Linked DNA regions of Homo sapiens: region 2 is linked to region 1. A link is a contact called in ENCODE Hi-C or POLR2A ChIA-PET data. All regions are on one chromosome and are shown on one strand. Each heading gives the region's core, a stretch centred on a gene start or an enhancer-like site at or near the end of the contact. The rest is flanking DNA. Distances are from core to core; before and after follow the strand shown.

The links. A loop is a pair of places that touch in the nucleus more often than their neighbours do. ChIA-PET counts read pairs that join two places held with the same protein, here RNA polymerase II (POLR2A). Pooled maps may share reads with other maps.
Region 2: a loop to region 1 is called in a pooled map, with 2.5 times the contacts of the local background. The contact joins two enhancer-like sites. A Hi-C loop is called at or near these places in 2 of 37 single-sample maps with no recorded cell type and 2 of 50 pooled maps. POLR2A ChIA-PET finds 5 or more read pairs at or near these places in 6 of 52 experiments (B cell, GM12878, Panc1 and 3 more).

Annotation. Positions count from the first base shown.
Region 1 is chr12:31,685,956-31,688,532 of GRCh38, forward strand. The region is part of intron 6 of AMN1 (antagonist of mitotic exit network 1 homolog); the gene reads right to left. Among named protein-coding and RNA genes, the nearest start is that of ETFBKMT, 28 kb to the left of the region's middle. Within about 2 kb of position 1,281, at least 4 of the 41 ENCODE cell types and tissues checked have a DNase peak (open chromatin) inside an H3K27ac peak, as active enhancers do; they include B cell and GM12878, where a contact is called at or near this core.
Region 2 is chr12:31,858,491-31,861,067 of GRCh38, forward strand. No RefSeq gene overlaps it. Among named protein-coding and RNA genes, the nearest start is that of LINC02422, 27 kb to the right of the region's middle. RefSeq lists an enhancer at 1,279-1,518. Within about 2 kb of position 1,306, at least 3 of the 41 ENCODE cell types and tissues checked have a DNase peak (open chromatin) inside an H3K27ac peak, as active enhancers do; they include B cell and GM12878, where a contact is called at or near this core.

The DNA.
Region 1 (2,577 bases), core at 31-2,530:
TTGCACTCATTAATCATTTAGTGTCATTAAGCTTTCCTGGTGTCTGAAATCACATCAACTAGGCATTTATCTTAAATCCATGATCTGTTAACATATCTTTGGTTACTAGTGATCTCCATAATGACATAATTTATCTCAAAAGACTCCTTGGTTTGAAAATCTGATTAACCACTCCAGTATATTTTCCAGACTTGAAAACTGGTATTTAGGCCAGGCATGGTGATTCATGCCTGTAATCCCAGCACTTTGGGAGACTGAGCCAGGTGGATCACCTGAGGTCAGGAGTTCAAGACCAGCCTGGCCAACATGGTGAAACCCTGTCTCTACTAAAATACAAAAATTAGCTGGGTAGGGTGGTGCAAGCCTGTAATCCCAGCTACTTGGGAGGCTGAGGCAGGAGAAGCACTTGAACCCAGGAGGTGGAGGTTGCAGTGAGCCAAGATCATGCCTCTGCACTCCAGCCTGGGTGACAGAGTGAGATTCTGCCTCAAAAAAAGAAAAAAGAAAATTGGTATTTATTGCTTCTCTCTACAGATGCTTCTCAATTTATGATGGGGTTACACCCTGACAAACTCATAAGTCGAAAATACACAAAGTCGAAAATGTGTTCAATATACCTAACTTACTGAACAACATAGCTTAGCCTAGCCTACATGCTCAGAACACTTAAATTAGCCTACAGATGGGCAAAATTTTCCGACACAAAGCCTATTTTTTAATAAAGTGTTGACTGTCTCATGTAATCTATTGAATATTATACTGAAAGTGAAAAAAATGCTTGCACAGGTTCTTGAAGTATGGCTTCTACTGAATGCATATGGCTTTTGCACCATTGTAAAGTCGAAAAACTGTAAATTGATCATTTTAAGTCAGGGATCATCTGTGTGCTGACAGCCACCACGTCCAACCAATTAATTTTTAATAGTTTAAAAATAATCCACATGATATAAAATTCAAAAGATACAAAAGGGTATACAATGACATTTTTTTTCCTACTCTTGTTCCTTCACAACTTTCTGTGCAGCTAACCCCAGTTAACAGTTTCTTTTTTTCTTTTTTCTTTTTCTTTTTTTGACACAGGGTCTCACTCTGTTACCCAGACTGGGGTGCAGTGGGGTGATCATGGCTCACTGCAGCTTCGACCTCCCAGGCTTAAGTGATCCACCCACCTTAGCCTCCCACAGTGCTGGGATTACAGGCATAAACCACTGCACCCGGCCACCAGTGTCCTTACTGGCTCTAGTTTCTTAAGAAATGTCTTTGCATAAAGATCTAATCTTCACTACAGATGTCACTGATACCCAGATACAATCTATGGTTACAGCCTTGGTTAAGGCTGGCAACCTAAAAATAAAAAAGAGAAGTTGTCAAAGGGACTTCCTAAAAATAAAAGAGAAGTTGTCAAAGGGACTTCCAGGATAATAGCTTAACCTACAGAATAATTGTTTAGACTGGCTGGGCATGGTGGCTCACGCCTGTGATCCCAGCACTTTGGGAGGCTGGGGTGGGTGGATCATGAGGTCAGGAGCCTGGCCTGACCAGTATGGTGATACCCCGTCTCTACTAAAAATACAAAAATTAGTTGGATGTGGTGGCATGCGCCTGTAGTCCCAGCTACTTGGGAGGCTGAGGCAGGAGAATCACTTGAACCTGGAAGGCAGAGGTTGCAGTGAGCCAAGATTGCACCACTGCACTCCAGCCTCGGCGGGTGACAGAGCGAGATTCTGTCTCAAAAAAAAAAAAAAGAATAATTGGAATAATTATTTAGACTGTAATAAGAAAAATGAGCTGGAAGGACTGGGCATAACTACTGATTTACAAGTTAGATCCAGTTTATATTACGGTGTGGACCTATTATAGGGGTAATATGAAAGGGTGCCATGGTTTCTAGGGTAGGAGGATATATACCATGGCTCTTATACAGGCAAAATGGGCTACTGCTGTTTTGTTCTCCTCCAGTGAAGAGCCACATTAGCCTAAGAGTCCAAATTTTTCTGACTTTTTGTTTGTTTGTTTGAGACGGAGTTTCGCTCTTGTTGCCCAGGCTGGAATGCAATGGCGTGATCTCAGCTCACTGCAACCTCCACCTCCCGAGTTCAAGTGATTCTCCGTCCTCAATCTCCCGAGTAGCTGGGATTACAGGTGCGCACCACCACACCTGGCTAATTTTGTAATTTTAGTAGAGATGGGGTATCTTCATGTTGGTCAGGCTGGTCTCGAACTCCCAACCTCAGGTGATCCACCCGCCTTGGCCTCCCAAAGTAATGGGATTATAGGCATGAGCCACCACGCCCGGCTATTCTGATCCTAATGTCTACAGTTTGATAATAGTTAACAAGTCATTTAGTGTATTTGATAGATGTAATATTATAAACTTGAAATTTTCTTATTGTTTACATAAAGCATCATGTTCAATATCATGAACACAACTACTGCTGCCATCATAATCTTCTTCATAGGTAACATTTATTGAGCACTGGCCACCATTACCACCTTCATTTATCGTTATCATGACTAACATTTATTGAGCTCTTACTATGTGCAAGGCCACCACATAAGGAATTGTCAGAGGCCGGG
Region 2 (2,577 bases), core at 56-2,555, 170 kb after region 1:
GGCCGGGCATGGTGGCTCACGCCTATAATCCCAACACTTTGGGAGGCCAAGGCGGGTGGATCACCTGAAGTCAGGAGTTTGTGACCAGCCTGGCCAACAATGGTGTGACCCCATCTCTACTAAAAATACAAAAAATTAGCCGGGCATGGTGGCGGACGCCTGTAATCCCAGCTACTTGGGCAGCTGAGACAGGAGAATCACTTGAACCTGGGAGGCAAAGGTTGCAGTGAGCCGAGATCACACCACTGCACTCCAGCCTGGGCAATAAAGAGCAAAACTCCGTCTCAAAAAACAAACAAACAAACAAACAAACAAATAATAAAAAAAAGAAAAGAACTATGAGTTGAAGGAACGGTGTGACAGTTCTTGCTTCAAGAGACAATAATTTCCGATATGTTCCTGCGATTATTTATTTATGTATGTATTTATTTATTCTTTTTTGAGATGGAGTCTCGCTCTGTCACCCAGGCTGAAGTGCAGTGGCACCATCTCAGCTCACTGCAACCTCCAACTCCTGGGTTCAAGCGATTCTCCTGCCTCAGCCTCCTGAGTAGCTGGGATTAACAGGTGCGTGCCACCACGCAGGGCTAATTTTTGTATTTTTAGTAGAGATGGGGTTTCACCATGTTGGTCAGGCTGGTCTCAAACTCCTGACCTCGTGATCCGCCCGCCTTGGCCTCCCAAAATGCTGTGATTACAGCCATGAGCCACTGCACACAGTTGTTCCTGTGATTTTTTTAACGAAGATTTAGGAGTTTTTCCTTTGAGTGAGAAAACTGGCGATATTTGAATAATGGCTGAAGAATAGTATTGTATGAATGTTAATTTCCCGGTTATGATCGCTGTACTGTGATTGTGTAAGATGTTAACACCAGGGAATGCTGCGTAAAAGATATACAGGAACTCTGTACTATTTTGGAAACACTGTAGTAAGTCTAAAATTATTTCAAGACAAAAAGTTTACAGGACATGCCCCAGTTAGCTGCTGGTCCAAAGAACTGAGGAAACATGTTGAGCAGTCCTGAACCCAAGTAGAAGCCTAGAGCCACACTCAGGCACCCTATAGCCTAAAGCAAGGTTGCTCCAGCCCATGCAAAGATCCATGAACTTGTTGTTGTAAGTCTGAGACATAGGAGGTGTGTTATGAAGCATTATTGTGGTAATAACTGACTGTTTTAGTCCATTCTCACACTGCTGTAAAGAACTGCCTGAGACTTGGTAGTTTAAAGGAAAGGGGTTTAATTGACTCACAGTTCCGCAGGGCTGGGGAAACCTCAGGAAACTTATAATCATGGTGGAAGGGGAAGCAAAACCTTCGTTCTTCACATGGCAGCAGCGAGGAGAAGTGCTGAGCAAAAGCGGGGAAAGCCCCTTATAAAATCATCAGATCTCATGAGAACGCACTATTATGGGAACAGCACGGGGGAAACCGCCCTCATGATTCAATTACCTCCCACAGGGTCCCTCCCATGACACGTGGGGATTATGGGAACTACAATACAAGATGAAATTTGGGTGGGGACACAGCCAAACCATATCACTGATGAATATAATGGAGTTGAAATATCTTGTCTTTAATTTGTATGTGCACATATGTGCATGTATGTCTGTATGCCCATGTATTTTAATCCAGCACCTCTTTATTCATGCATTAGAGTGACAGTCAGAGGTCCTCAATAATTGATGAGTTTTCCTTTGAGAATGAAATAAGAGAGATTTGATAACTTGATTAATTCATAGACACCACCTTAACTAAGTGATCAGAGTTAATATCACCAGTAATGAGATATATCAACATAATATAATCCCTTACATAATGCACCAAGAAGGGGGCAACATACCTGCTGTGGAATTCTTGCCAAAAATGCATAACCTCAATCTAATTGTAAGAAAATATCAGACAAACTAAATTCAGCTACTCTCTGTAAAATAACTAATCAGCAGTCCTCAAAAGTATTAAGGTCATGAAAGACAAAGAAAGACTGAGGAACTGTCACAGATTGGAATAGACTAAGAAGACATGATGGCTTAGAGAAATGTAAGATCCTGGATTAGACCTTGGACCAATGAAAGAACATTAGTGGGAAAACTGGCAATATTTGAATAACGGCTGAAGAACAGTATTTAGCAATGTTAATTTCCCGGTTTTGATCATTGTACTAGGTTGCGTAAGTGTTAACACTAGAGGAAGCTGGGTAAAAGATACTACAGGAACGCTACTATTTTGGAAACTTTGAGGTAAGTCTGAAATTATTTCAAAATGAAAAGTTTTAAAAAACATCAGGAATGAGGCCATTTATCTTTAGAGTAATACATTTTAAGGAATCTTTAGGGTTTCCATTTAGGATAATATTTGCCAGACCTCATGAAATTAAATCAAAATCTCTGAGGTGGGAGTGAGGCATCGGTATTATTTTTAAGCCCTTTAGGCGATCCCAATTGCAGCCAAGTTTAATAACAAGTAGTATAGACAATAACCATCAAATGAACACCAGTGTACCCACCACCTAGTTTAAGAAATACCCAGTTTTGTTTGTTTGCTGAGATGTCAAGGCAAGAAATATCTAGTTTTAAGAA